Linked DNA regions of Homo sapiens: region 2 is linked to region 1. A link is a contact called in ENCODE Hi-C or POLR2A ChIA-PET data. All regions are on one chromosome and are shown on one strand. The core of a region is the stretch at or near the end of the contact, and the rest is flanking DNA. Distances in the headings are between cores, read along the strand shown.

Region 1 (7,647 bases), core at 3,355-5,854:
TCACCTCTAGATTATTTATTGTAGCTAATACGATGCCCACATATCACTTCATTTGTGTGGAGTCAATACAGTATTTGAAACGTGTGGCAAATTCAAATTTTGCTTTCTGGCACTTCGTGAAATCTTTTTTCCCCCCAAATATTTTCCATCCATGGTTGGCTGAATCTGTGGATATGGAGAGCTGATGGTATACATTTGCAATTTTCAAAGAACACTATGGGGGTGACTGGCCAACCCCACTGGATGCTTGAAATAAGGTAAAAGCTACTGCATGCTTTGATGAAATTCGGTATCGGCGATTATATAAAACCTTCATGAAGAGCACCCCAAAAAGCTGTGAAAGCTGGCTGGGACCCTCAATGGAGTCAGTTCAAAAGACCAATCCAGGTCAAAAAGGCATTCCAAACATTTTGCAAGTTGACAGCAATGGCTGAAAACACCTTAGAAGAGGCCAGAAGCTGGCAGAGGCTGAAGAGGTCACAGTCACTGAAGGGAAGAGGCAGCCCGTCTAGGGAGCATCTCCAGGACCTGTGCCAGGGACACTCACAGGATGTTTACCCTCTGACAGTGGGGTGTGAGGAAGCTCTCTAGACTCTTCAGCTCTAGTGAGACAAATTGGTAAAGGAAACTCCTTGGGTGAGAATGTACTAACAATTCACAACATTTCTTTTGGATTCTGGGTAAATTTGCTCCAGTGAGGCAATATCTCTTTCCCAAACTTTTTTTTTTTTTAGAAACAGGGTGTCCGTCTATCACCCAGGCAGGAGTGCAGTGGCATGATTACCGCTTGCTGCAGCCTTAAACTCCTGGGCTCAAGCGATTCTCCCTCTAGGTCTTCCAAAGTGCTGGGCTTACTGTCCTGAGCCACTGCACCCAGCCCTTTCCCAAACTTTTGAACAAAGTTTTTGGCAGAGCACACACAGAACAGGAATTCAGACTGGGACCTGAGAGACAGAACATGACTGAACCTGGGTCCAGCAAGGCCTGCAGAGAGAACTGAGCACAATTCCCATTTCTTACATCAAGGGGATTGAGTGGATTCTGGTTCTTATCACCTTCTAAAGGTCTTTTCATCCTAAGGGAAGACTCTCACTCTAGGATACTGCCTTCGTATAACCCAGAGCTCAGTGGATCCTCTTTGGATGAAGCCATTGGCTCCTGGAGAGGCTGTACATATTATAGGAATGATTCTTGATGGGAGGTGATTTTGCAACTTTGAACCAATCATGCATTTTCTCAGCACATTTGTGTGTTCATCCAGAAAGTGAGGAGAGCCATGCTCTCTCCACGTCACAAGGATGCTGGCCAGATAAAGGCCACCACACATAACAAAGCATTTTATATTCATTTTAAAAGTCTTCTAAGAGTCCAATGTACTGTCATTACCATTACGAGAAAGAATGATTAAACCTTAACCCCAAATGATTGCCCAACAGTCAACTTTTAAAATCCATAAACAAATTACTTTCAGCCAAATTTCACTTCTGGCCTGACGTCTCCTTAGGGACAGCTCCCTTTACGGTTGGGCAGCCTTAGGAAAAGCAAAGGCATTTTGATCCAAATCTCACCATTAGGAAAGCTGATAAACAAAAACTCTATTCTAAACGTGTCCTAAGCACAAATAGAAATATAATATTTTACTGTCTATATTCCTTCCTCTTCTTCCAAATGCAGATAATTAATACTGATCAGTCTTGATATGACTCTGATAGCTTTGGATGGTTCCTAAGGATCTGGTACAAAGAGTTTAATTTACTAAGCCTTACTATGCATGAGCTATGTGCCAGGTGTCATGTGAGGTACACAAGGAGAAAGGTGAATGCAAAGTGGTCCTTCTCCCCTCCTCACATTCTCAATCTATCAGATGTACACAGCTGGTGACATACACAACCCAGACTGTGCTCTGTCATTAACTCTAACAGGGACAATAGAGCTGGGAAAATGTATTGAGTTGGGACTTACAGGCTGAGTAGGATTTTGATAGACAAGGAAATGAGGCAGAGGAGGGAGAGCAGAAGGACCATGTGTGAGCAAGGACTTGGAAGCACACCTGGGAAGCAGTACATAGCTGTGTGTGGCCAAAGTGCAGCATGGCTGAAGGATGGTGGTTGGAAAATTGGCTGGATTTATAGTTCCAAGGGCCTTGGATGCCGTACTAAGAAATTGTTAAGAAAAATGCAACAAAAGGCAAATGACTCAGAATTAAAGCATTAAAAGAATTCAAAGTCAGAGACCAAATGCATTCATGCCATCACCAACATCTCTTAGGCAAATAAATTTATAATTTTAGTGAATGCACATTTATGTAAAACTAAAAAACACCTGGGCTACAAACCTGGCCACAAATTCCTCATTTCAATTTCTTTGGAAGGAATGATCAGTAAGGAGAAGGCAGAGGTTACAATTCTAAGAGAAGTAGCAGCTACAATTCTAAGAACAGGTCTGGTTGATTACACCTTATGATACTTTGGGAACAGAAGCCAGAGAACGAAAAGGAATTGCAATGTGCACAACATTCAGAAAGCGAATGAGGAGTTCTCACCGGCTGTCGTATTTCAACTGCAAGGAGGATAAAGTAAGAGAGCTTGGAAGGCTATCAGGTACGCCAACACAGGATTTCCTCTGTTGTCAGCCTTTTCTTTTTTTTTTTTTTTTTTTTTTTTGAATTGGAGTCTTGCTCTGTTGCCAGGCTGGAGTGCAGTGGCACGATCTCAGCTCATTGCAACCTCTGCCTCCAGGGTTCGAGCAATTCTCCTGCCTCAGCCTCCCGAGTAGCTGGGACTACAGGCATGTACCACCACGCCTGTCTAATTTTCGTATTTTTGATAGAGATGGGGTTCCACCATGTTGGCCAGACTGGTCTCAAACTCCTGACCTCAAATGATCCACCCGCCTCGACCTCCCAAAATGCTGGGATTACAGGATTGAGCCACTGTGCCTGGCCTAATTTTTGTATTCTTAGTAGAGGCGGGGTTTCACTGTGTTGGCCAGGCTGGTCTCAAACTCCTGACCTCATGATCCACTCTCCTAGGCCTCCCAAAATGCTGGGATTACAAGCATGAGCCACCGCGCCCAGCCCACCTTTCTTTTTTTATAGCTGCAATCAGATTGATACAAAGGCGCCTCTGAGGACCAGCAGCAGCAGAGCCTGATGTCACCCATGACTTACCATGAGCCAGGCCATGGATGCCGGCTACAAGGTGTTCACCACTTGTGGCTGCATGGTACCTGATGTACTCCCGCTCTGACTGATGCCGATTGTCCATCGTCTTCCCTAAGCCATCTGATAATGTTCCAGCAAACTAGAAGGAGTTAAAAGCAGGAGAAGAGTTTTAAAGTCTTGGCACTATTTTTACTATTTGAATTACTTTAAATAAATTTAAATTAAATACAATTAGATAAGCCCATGCTGGTCTGTAGTGGTGTGATCTCATCTCATCACAACCTCCGCCTCCCAGGCTCAAGTGATTCTCCTGCCTCAGGCTCCCGAGTAGCTGAGACTACAGGTGTGTACCACCACACCTGGCTAATTTTTGTATTTTTAGCAGAGATGGGGTTTCACCATGTTGGTCAGGCTAGTCTCGAACTCCTGACCTCAAGTGATCTGCCCACCTAGGCCTCCCAAAGTGCTGGGATTACAGGCGTGAGCCACTGTGCCTGGCCAATAATTTAAATATAAATAAATTTAAATATTTTAAATGCAGTTACCTATACTGTCTGCCCCAGGTTGAGTGGTTCTCAAAAGGACTGGACACATACCAATTGGGGGATGCATACAATGGAGGACACTAGGCTTTGCAAAGCAACTACTAAAAATCTTTAATGACATTCACTTTCCAGAATACTACTCCAAATTTACTGAAAAAATCAGAGGTATAACAAAATAGTCTTGAGGGAGAAGTGAGCTTCAGGACTGTATCATGGTAAGAACATAGGCTCTTTGCTCTAAGAATTAGTGGAATTCAAAACAGGAAATGTGTCAGATTGTTGCTTTAGGGTTTGGTATCAAATATTTGGAGACATCAAACTCCCTCCAGTAATGCTGTCTTTCATTTATTCAATAATTACTGAGTACCTATGAGGTGCCAAGCTCCATTTGTCAAAAGCCAAAAACGAAATCGATGGAAAGATTAACAGGTTAGGTCACCGTTCATAGGAGGTGGCAGACTTGAACTCATGATTTCAAATGCAAACCCACCCTTTCCACAATTCAGAGATTTTATTTATCCTGGCATACTTTAACCAGAAAAGCTGTCTCATCCATCAAAGCTGGGATAAAAAGGACATAAAACTCTGTTTTGTCACAAGACAATCTGAAAAGGTTTAAAGTGACAGTTAATAAACCACAGAGTACTTATCCTCATCATTCAGGCATAAAAAGAGAAGGATATCAAATATATAATTAACCTTCTCAGGAAGGATCTACCAAAACAAGTGGTTTAAGTGCCAATGACCCAGGACTAACCTCTTAGAAAACTCACAGGAATGTTCCTTAGATACAAGGCTCAGGGGAAAGCCTCAAGGCAAGCTGCCTGCCTGGAAGGCCCAGGAACTGGGTGGCCATCTAGGGGCCTATTTCATTCTCCTTTGGCAAGGGGGTTAGGGTGCGTGTTACACAGATCAGATCTGCCCTGGAAACCTCAGTCATGAGGATTCTTGACACATGTGACAGTGAGTTCTGGGCACAGAAGAGGGACTAGTGAACACAGCAGCAATTCCATGTAAAGCAACAGTTCCTGGAAGAAGCTATGGGAAGACTCATGCCTTTTACTCAGTCCAAATATTTTACAACCTAGGGCAGTGATTCCTGACCTTTCTGGAGATGTAACCCCTATCATTATTTGTTTGCTTTCTGCCTTGCCTTCCATATCACTGCCTGTCTAATGAGAGAATTAAAGTTAATGAAAATTAATAACTTCCTTTAGGACAACTGGAAACACCACACGACGCTGCAAAGCTAGCACCGTGAATCACTAAGGAGTGGCTTCAGTCAGAGACCCCATCTGAGAGTTACCACAGTATAGGAGAAGGGCCACAAGCTGGGGCATCTGACCAAACTTCAGTCCTCCCTCGACCATTCTGGTAACTACATGACCCTGAGCGAGGTCACCTACCTCTGAGCCTCCTCTGCATCTGGAGAATAGCCAGAGTACCTACTTTGTCATGTGGCTGGAAGCATTCATGACAATGGCTCGGGGGCCTGGTATCTAGTTAGCATTCTTACTGTTCTTATTACTCTGCTACTAGTCCAAGGAGGAACATGCCTGCAGCGTTTGAGGGAAGCCTGTCAAAGGTTTAGAATTATGGTCATTTGCACTATAGTTTAACATAATAAAATCCTCTCTTTCCAGCAGATAAACACCAGCCTCCCAAGTAAGTTTTTGGAGTGGTACCACTTACAAAATTAGAGTGTTGGACTCTACGATTTCCAAAATCCTTTCCAGCTCTGGCACTGTGTGACCTACAACCCAAGGTAGAATGTCTTTACTAAATACTTCCTCTGAGCCCAGGACAGATTTAGGTACTGCTGAAGAACACAAACAAACAGCAGCCTTGAACCCTGCCCTCAAGAACTGACAGTCTCTTTGAGAAGGTAACAATCGTATACACAAAACAGTCAGCAGGAACCCAGGACACAAACTACACAGAAAGGAAATGTGACCTTTGTTTTGGAAAGAATCAATAAGAGTGCCTGCTATGTTTAGAATTATGTAGGCTGCCAGCGTTCTTCAGGTTCCAGACAAAAACGTGTCTCTCTGGTGCCCCAGACGCTGTGAGAACCACAGTTAAGTGACGCGTGCCCATGTCCTGTGTGTCTCCAGGGGACACATCTCCACCTGAAGAGACCCAGGAGCACCGCAGCCAATTCAGGGTCTTATTCAGGTCTTTCCTGTTTCTCTCAAGCTCTTATATTCTTTCTAAGAGCTTACATTCTCTTTCTTGGAAGACAGATAGGGTAAAGTGCTCTTTACCTATCGCTGGCAGCTAACTAGGAGGAAGTTAAAAATCCTATAATACTCCCCCACCAAGAGAATATGGGAGAATAATCTAGGCAGAATACCCAATATCACTCCCTCTTCTTCTACTCCCATCAATTAATATCCAAAGTTGATGAGTGAGCCTATGCCAAAAGCTTAATTTCCAACTAAGTCTGCTGTGGCAGCCTCAGCTCCCCAGCACCAACTGGGTCCTGGGTGTTCTCTATACAAAGACAATGTATTGACCCAAGGAGGATGGGATGAGATGACCTAAGAGATCACTCTTCCCTCTAATGCTGGATTCTTCCGTAAGATGAAGACCTTTGCCATGGAAAGGTACCTACACCTATCTCAACTTACTGTAGGACTTCTGTCTGAATTCCTGTTTCTCTGTCCATAAAAAATTGCTTATGCAAGCCAACTGGACTTGTCCTTTGCCACTTGTTAACAGTCAACCATTACAAAAGTCTTCACCCCTAGAAATACAGCTTTGAGAACCCAGAAAACTTGAGTAGATGTTGAAATCTATGATCCAACCAAACCTGTATTGATGAGTAGTTAATCAGATTTTACTGGGAAAGACGTTTTACAGAAACTAAACCAAAGCCAGCCAAATGATGGATACAGTGGTAAAGGCAGGGCCCTGGGCCAGTTCACTGCACTCTGAGGATTGAATCCAGGCTACCATAAAGCATGTGGCCTCCTTTTACTATGGAGGCATTTAGTTAGGCATCCTTAATTCTACCCCATTCCCCACCTCAGTGGGAAGGTAAGTCCTGCCCAGCCATTATTTCTCCCTCAAAGACAGCAGAAAACAAGTGGGCTGTGGAGGGAGGGAATTCCAGTGGTGCTCATCATGGGTGCCCTCTGGCCTTGCTCTTCTCTGAAGCTTGGAAGCACTATTTTACCCAGGTCCTTGACTTTGAAGATGGTCATCAAAACAGGGCAGAGATACCCAAAAGAGCTACACCATCATGTAGGGAGTGACTGGCCCAGGCCATCCTTCATGATCCCATCCTCCCACTGTCTTGTGACAAGTAAAGCCTGGAGATAGAGGTCCAGATTATTCAGACGAAGGAAAAATGAGTCCCGATATGAGCAAGTACAAATCCACTACACACCCAGTCAACCAAGCAATCCAACATGTGCAGAAGCCCTACTTGTACGGCAGGCTAGAGACAGAGAATCAGAAATCAGAAGTGGTTTCTGTCTCTTGCCTTCAAGACCTCAGTAGGGAAGTATGGATGTGGCATAATAGAAAGATAATCACACCTGAGTTTGAATTTTGACTGTGACACCCAACAGCTATGAGATCACAGACAAGTAACCTTTGCGGGCCTCTGTTTTCCTCCTTTTCAAAATGGGGATACAAATATTCCCTACAAAGATGCTGTAAGGATTAGGTAATACATGTAAAGCACATAGCACAGAGCCTGATACATATGAGACATTCAATAAAAATAGTATTATGTTATCTAAACTTTGACTTCTTTATATGCAAAATGGGAATAATCAGATTCTGCAGGACTGTCTTGAGGATTCAGGGATAGTGTGCACGTAAAGCATCTGGCATGGCATATCCCCCCAGCAAAGCGGAAGCTATCTGCAGCAGGGCATAACAGCACCAGGGTGTGCTAGGCTTCTAAACTGGGAAAGCGACTAGCAACTG
Region 2 (7,647 bases), core at 1,621-4,120, 220 kb before region 1:
GGTTGAACTAATTTACATTCCCACCAACAATGTAAAAGTGTTCCTATTTCTCCACAGCCTCACCAGCATCAATTGTTTCTTGACTTTTTAATAATTTCCATTCTGTCTGGCATAAGATGGTATCTCGTTGTGATTTTCACTTGCATTTCTCTAATTATCAGTGATGTTGAGTTTTTTTCATATGTTCATTGGCTGCATAAATGTCTTCTTTTGAGAAGTGTCTGTTCATATCCTTTGCCCATCCTCATGGATAGGAAGAATCAAAGTCATGAAAATGGCCATACTGCCCAAAGTAATTTATAGATTCAATGCTATTCCCATCAAACTACTATTGACATTCTTCACAGGATTAGAAAAAACTACTTAAATTTCCTATGGAACCAAAAAAGAGCCCATATAGTCAAGGCAATCCTAAGCAAAAATAACAAAGTTGGAAGTATCATGCTACCTGACTTCAAACTATACCACAAGGCTACGGTAACCAAAACAACATGGTACTGATACCAAAACAGACACATAAACCAGTGGAAGAGAACACAGACCTCAGAAATAACACCACACATCTACATCCATCTGATCTTTGACAAACCTGACAAAAACAAGCAACAGGGGAAAGGATTCCCTATTTAATAAATGGTGCTGGGAAAGCTGGCTAGCCATATGCAGAAAACTGAAACTGGACCCCTTCCTTACACCTTATACAAAAATTAACTCAAGATGGATTAAAGACTTAAATGTAAAACCCAAAACCATAAAAACCCTGGAAGAAAGCCTAGGCAATACCATTCGGGACATAGGCATAAGCAAAACCTTCATGATGAAAACACCAAAAACAACTGCAGCAAAGCCAAAATGAACAAATGGGATCTAATTAAACTAAAGAGCTTCTGCACAGCAAAAGAAACTAGCATCAGAGTGAACAAGCAACCTACAGAATGGGAGAAAACTTTTGCAACCTACCCACCTGACAAATATGTAATATCCAAAAGATCTAGTATCTTTATGATACTAGACAGTAAATAAACTTGCCCCCTGGTGCAAGAGAAAACACTATATCTTCCAAGATTGATTACTCTACAAACATCCTCAAAAAGACAATCTGGATCAAAGGCCATCAGTGCTTCTGTTCACAACAGGCACAGAAATGTGAGAAACCCAGGGAGAATGGTCTCCCTGCAATCTTCACCACTCATTACTTGATCTTGGCTTCTGGGAGATTTTTCCATGAGTATCCCACGCCTTTAGCCACTCTGATTAATCTGACTGACAAAGGCTGGGGATGGAGGGAATCTCCAATTTATCCTGTAAAGTATTTAATAAAGGCTACTATCTACAGGACTCCAAACAGCAGGATCAGGCTAATCTATGGGAGAACTGACCAGTTGAACAAATCTGATCAACCATCTGGGCTTACCTTAGAAAGCTAGGTGGCTTGCTTTATAAGTGTTTGTACTGATTTTTCTGCTTGGCCGGCAGCATTGATTTAGCCACAGCAAGATGTAATAGCAATTACACAGACTCCACCTTGGCCCATAACAAGGAAATCTAAGGTAATGCTATCGTTCACAGTAACCCTGGGTGGCAAGGTGAGGCTGGCCTGGGTGCATCTCAGGGCCATAGCAGTGTTTCCTTAAATATGCAAAAAAACACATACAAGGCTTTCTCCTCCTAGGAAAAATACAAGTTACTATATTTGAGGGAAAGAGGACAAGATAATACGTGGCTTCCACATAAGAACTTCAGCCCCAGGGGCATACATGGTACTTCTTGAAAGAAAGCACTGTTTGCCAGGTGCTGTGGCTCACATCTATAATCCTGGCATTTTGGGAGACTGAGGAGGGAGAATCACTTGAGCTCAGGAGTTTCAGACCAGCCTTGGCAACATGGCGAAACTCCATCACCACCAAAAATGCCAAAAAATTAGCCTGGCATGGTGGAGCATGCCTGTGGTCCCAGCTACTGGGAAGGTTGAGGTGGGAGGATGGTTTGAGTTCAGGAGGCTGAGGTTGCAGTGAGCCAAGATCACACCACTGCATTCCCTCTCTACTGCACTCTGACTTTGGGCAACAAAGCCAGACCCTTTCTAAAAAAGAGAGAAAAAAAAAAAAGAAAGAGAAAGCACTGTTTACAATTTGGGGATTCACCAAGTGGAAGCTATATTCACTGGAGGGCACAGGTTGACAGTGTCTCTAATGGCTGGCTGGCATTAATAGTATGCCAGCAATCCAGTCAATGTTAGGGTTCCCAAGTGGGCAGAGCAGCTTCTATAACAGCCTGAGCTTGCTACAGAGCCTTCTCTTGCTCTGTTTCCCACTTGAAACAGGCAGGCAGGCAGGCAGGCTATGGGGAATTTTCTAGTTGGATGGAAATAGCTGGCACAAATGTGCTATATGTTGCCTTCAAAATCCAAAAGCCCTAATAAGCATTGTGCATTTTTCATTGCAGATGGCACAAATGCAGCAACTTGTCTTTCACCTTGGAGCAAATATTTCAACATTCTCCACATCACCAAACCACCAGAAACTTCACTGATGTAGCTGTCCCTTAATTGTTTTGGAGTTTCTTTCACTTTGCATATGTCTTCCTAAGGTATTCTAAACTACATGCTGCTTCCTGCCTAACAGATCCAATAAGTATAATGCCATCAACATAATGGATTATCATGATGCTTTCTGGACTGTCAAAGCAATTACAATCTCTGAGGACTATATTAGAGCAGAAAGCAATATTGGCATTTCCCTGAGGCAGGACGGTAAAAGTATACTGTTACCACTTCCAGATAAAGGCAGGTGGCTGCTGGTATTCCTTACAAGTTGGTATGGAACAAAAGGCATCTGCCAGGTCAGCTGCTTACCAAGTGCCAGGAGCTGTGTTTACTTGTTCCAGTATGATGCTACAGCTCGAAGAACAGCTGCAGTCGAAATCATTGCATGAGTAATTTTAGAATCACTCATATGCATTCTCCAAGATAGATCAGACTTCTGCAAATTTCAAACTGCTGAATTAGATCAGGGTGTGATAGGTGCTTCTTTGAAGTCTCCTAGGGTGGTATGAATCTCTGTAGTTCCCTGTGTGGTGCAGCACTGCTTCTGACTTATTATCTTGGTAGGCAGGGAAAGGTCCAGGGCCTTCCACATAGTGCTTCCTGCCATAATGACCCACATCTCTTTGATTATAGAGCCAATGCAGGATTCTGCCAGTTTCCACATATGTCTATTTCAATCATATATTGAGCCACTAGAGATATAATGAACACATGTGTCTGTGGAGAAATTGGGCCCAGTGTGAGTTGGACTTGAGGCAAGACTTCATTTGTCACCTGACTACAGAAAGCCCCCACTTTGACTGGGAAAGCCACAGAAACACTGTCCTCAAGATTGGTGTCAATTCAGAACTAGTGTCTAGTGACTTCTGTGTTCACAATTTCTTATAAGTGTTCCTGGATATAAGTTTTAGCTAGGTTCTCAGAGGTAGAAAATGTCTTATGAAAATGTGATTGTACTTAGAGGCTGATAAAGACTTTTGAGAGAAAAGAAGAAGACTGCTGATATGGTTTCTTTCTCCTGATTGGACCCTACCTAATACAAGGACATACAGTTTATGTCATAAAAATATGCTAGGAATAGCTTAGAAGAAGGTGCAAATTACTCCACCCAGGGAAGGCCAGATGGGAGTAATGGGAGTAGGGGAAGGGAGAGTTGGGGAAAGATTAGAGGACTCTACTGGGGGAACCATTGGTCACTAGCTCCAAGTCAGGCCAATGGTTACAGACTAACCTGAGTTTCTCAGGCTGAGAAGTTGGGTTGACTGTTCTTCCCAGCACCTTCTGGTAAGGCCTTCTGTGGAAGACATGCTCTAAGGTGGCCTCATGGTCCCCACTCCCCAGTGGTCATACCCATATGAAATCCCTTTGGGTGGACAAGGCTTATGAATTGCTTCTAACCAACAGCATATGGCAAAGGTGATGGCATGTATGTGATATGTGCTTGTGATTACCTTGCATTAGTTCTAGTAGCTACCTTGCTGGAGTCTGTCTCTCCCTTGCAGTCATTTGGAGAATTTCATGTGTCAAGACACTGTGGGTGACCTCTAGAAGCTGAGATTGATCTCTGACCACAGCTTGCAAGAAACTGAAGTCCTCAGTCTATAATCACAAGGAATTGAATTCTGCCAACAACCTGACGAAGCTTGAGAGTAGATCCTTCCCCAATTGAGTCTCAGATGAGACCACAGCCCCAACACCTTGATTGTAGCCCGCAAGAGGCTACCAACACAGCCCCTGACTAAGCCAACAACCCAGCTAAACTGTACTCAGGCTCCTGACCCACAGAAACTGTGAGCTAATAAATGTGTATTGTTTTAAGCCACCATGTTTGTGGTAATAACGTTACACACCAATAGATACTTAACACACCCTTCCATCAAAGCTGCTTACGTATAATCCATTAGTCACAATGTCTGCTCATGCCCCCAGGGGCCCAACCCAAATTGACTGTGTGGATGCCTGCTCTTATTGCAAAGAACCAAGACTTCTGTAGGACCCCCTCCTCCATCAGTCATAGGTGAGGTCGTTGGTACCCACTGAGGCTATGGTTGGGAAAGCCTCCAGCTTCAGCATTTGGGTGGGACTTTGGTGAGACTGACAGCACTGAGGCCCAGGGGTATTACAGGTATATCTAGCAAACATGGGCCCAAGCAAACACTAGTGTGGGTCACCTCTAACATGCAATACAAATATTCCCTTCCTTTTCTCTGTGAGCAGAGAAATTGGCATGGCTAAGCTATGGCTTGGTTCTTTATAAAAGTGAGAATAGTCTGGCATGGTGGCTCAGGCCTGTAATCCCAACACTTTGGGAGTCCAAGGTGGGTGGATCACGAGGTCAGGAGTTCAAGACCAGCCTGGTCAACATGGTGAAACCCCATCTCTACTAAAAAATATAAAAATTAGCCAGGCTTGGTGGTATACACCTGTAATCCCAGCTACTCAGGAGGCTGAGGCAGGAGAATCGCTTGAACCTGGGAAGCAGAGGTTGCAGTGAGCCGAGATTGCACCACTGCACTCCAGCCTAGGCGACAGAGTGAGACTCCATCTCAAAACAAAAAGAAAAAGTGAGAACAATATACAAGCTCATTGAAGAAAACAGGCTAGCACCTTACTGCCTTAGGAAATGCAGTTTCCATATTCCAGATGGCATCCAGAGGTTCTCAAGACATCCCTGACTTGGTGAACCTACCTGTTAGTACCCAGTGGTCTGCTTTTGGAATTCAGATTAAAGACTTGAGCCCAGGCAAAGCTCACAGCTCCCCAGAGCCCACCCTTTTCTTCTGTTCCTTTCCTCTTGCCTCTTTCCCTGTCTCTCTCTTTCCCACAATCCCCTCTGAGATCTTCATTGTCAAGGGTAGAATTTCATTGCAACAGCATTTCTCAGACCAGCTGGAGCCAATCAAAGTCGAGATTTGACCCAGTGACCTTTGGCCGCAGGAACAATTAGATGCCCCCTCCAGCAATACTTTGACTTCATGGATACAAATTCACCACTGACGGTATGACCAGTTGTTGGCATTTATTCTGCACAGATCTTATATGTTGGGGCTTTGAGAAATTTTTAAAGGCATTTTTTTCTCCTTTTGATATTTATTTCACCTAAATGGGAATGTTAGAGAATGTCGCTAGATCCAGCAATGGACATTGTTAGTGCTGGAAGGAAACAGACACAGTTTGGATTTTCTTGAATACTAAGCAAGACTGTTAGCTTACTTCTCACCCTTCCCAGCTGCCCCAAGCATTGATGTAGCACCTCTTTAGTCAATAAAATAGAACTCACTAAAGCACCCGGTTTCTGGTAGAGTCCATACTTGCCCCTTCCTCCTCGGGGCCCCAGGGTTACTATCATATGCCCTTTATATAACTGACTACAGCATTCACAATCTTCAGGGAACATGGGAAAGAGAGAGCCTTCTTATCAAAAAAGATAATGGATCCGTGAAAACCATCATACAGGTGGTACCATGTCACGCGGACCCCCTGGTCCTCCAAGCGCTTCTTATAGAGCAAGCTGTCATCACGGAGTATGTCATTCTCACAGCTCACCAGGAAGGCCTCAGGAAGCTGAGCGATGACCTCATCATCTGCTATCAGGGGTGAATTTTCTACATCCAGCATATGTTTGGCTTCTAGATAGGCAGCTTCATTAAAAGGGCCGGGAGACCAGGGTTGGTAGCCTCTGTTCTTAAATTTCTTGGGGATGTTGTCAGGGCTGAGCCACTTCTCGTACTTCCTCCAGACGTCTGGGGGTACACAAGTGCCGTTCAAGATGGCGTCACGCCAGGAGAGGTCAATGGCCAGATAGTTACACAGAGAAGTCACCATGAACTTCCGGGAAAGTAATGGGACATTTTGGTTCTGCTGAAAGGATGGCAACTGCAAACAGAATGCCTGGACAACTGGATAAATCAGAACCTGAGCCCGGATCCGGGGAAGATCTGATCTGCCCACCAAGGCCTGGGTGATGGCGGCCACCGCTGCACCTCCGACGCTTTCTCCACAGACCACAACCCTGGAGGGGTCCACCCCATAGGTTTCCAGGGCCTTCAGGAAGTGAATGGAGGCATTCATGCAGTCTTGGAAAAGGGCAGGGGAATGGTGGTCAGGAAGCTTGCGGTACCTAAAACGAAAACAGGGAGCAACACTACACCAGTGTGGACAGTGTTGCTAGGGAGCTGTTTCAACAGAATCCTCAACCCCCTTACAAGACTATATCTGATTAAATCCTCAGAATAACCCTATGAAATAAGGATTTTATCCCCATTGTCTTCCTATGAGCATGTGAAGAACCTGCCTAGAGTCATACAGGCAAGGATTCTTAACTCCAAACCTGTGCTCTGTCAGCTTCCCGTAAACTCTATACGAGGTGATGCAACTTTGTTTTCATTGAAGCTATTTGCTTTGGGAGCAAAACAACCAGCAATGGCTGAAAAAAAGGCAAATGAAACCACTACCAGTCCCACTGTTTGTCTGTAGAGAAAGGGAGAGAGAACACTAAAGTTAAAGTCAAGAGGAAGCTACTTTCAGGCAGAATTTTTTTTTTAATCAAAAATCTAGGCCGGGCACGGTGACTCATGCCTGTAATCCCAGCACTCTGGGAGGCCAAGGCGGGTGGATCACGAGGTCAGGAGATCGAGACCATCCTGGCTAACACGGTGAAACCCCGTCTCTACTAAACAAAATACAAAAAATTAGCCAGGCGTGGTGGCGGGCGCCTATAGTCCCAGCTACTCAGGAGGCTGAGGCAGGAGAATGGCCTGAACTCAGGAGGCAGAGCTTGCCGTGAGCCTAGATCGAGCCACTGCACTCCAGCCTGGGCGACAGAGCGAGACTCCATCTCAAAAACAAAACGAAAAAAAATCAAAAATCTAATTTAAAAGAATTGGCTAGGCATGCATGGTGGCACACACTTGTAGTCTCAGTTACTCAGGAGGCTGAGGCAGGAGGATTGCTTGAGCCCAGAAGGTTGAGGCTGCAGTGAGCTGTGATTACACCACTGCACTCCAGTGTGGGAGGCAAGAGGGGCAGGGAGTGTTCTGAAGGTGTAATGTAGAGACGGAAAGCTAGCCTGGAAACCCACAGCTCAAGCTGCAGAAGACCCG

What was found. A loop is a pair of places that touch in the nucleus more often than their neighbours do. ChIA-PET counts read pairs that join two places held with the same protein, here RNA polymerase II (POLR2A). Pooled maps may share reads with other maps.
Region 2: a loop to region 1 is called in a map of gastrocnemius medialis, with 2.2 times the contacts of the local background. The contact joins two enhancer-like sites. A Hi-C loop is called at or near these places in 1 of 168 maps with a recorded cell type or tissue (gastrocnemius medialis) and 4 of 50 pooled maps. POLR2A ChIA-PET finds 5 or more read pairs at or near these places in 2 of 52 experiments (K562 and naive thymus-derived CD4-positive, alpha-beta T cell).

The regions. Positions count from the first base shown.
Region 1 is chr1:12,451,653-12,459,299 of GRCh38, reverse strand. It overlaps VPS13D (vacuolar protein sorting 13 homolog D), which reads right to left. Exons shown (of 70, transcript NM_015378.4): 66 at 3,170-3,302. Among named protein-coding and RNA genes, the nearest start is that of SNORA59A, 52 kb to the left of the region's middle. Within about 2 kb of position 4,604, at least 19 of the 41 ENCODE cell types and tissues checked have a DNase peak (open chromatin) inside an H3K27ac peak, as active enhancers do; they include gastrocnemius medialis, where a contact is called at or near this core.
Region 2 is chr1:12,664,979-12,672,625 of GRCh38, reverse strand. It overlaps AADACL4 (arylacetamide deacetylase like 4), which reads right to left. Exons shown (of 4, transcript NM_001013630.2): 4 at 5,550-6,665. The coding sequence ends at 5,891. Among named protein-coding and RNA genes, the nearest start is that of AADACL4, 25 kb to the right of the region's middle. Within about 2 kb of position 2,870, at least 2 of the 41 ENCODE cell types and tissues checked have a DNase peak (open chromatin) inside an H3K27ac peak, as active enhancers do; they include gastrocnemius medialis, where a contact is called at or near this core.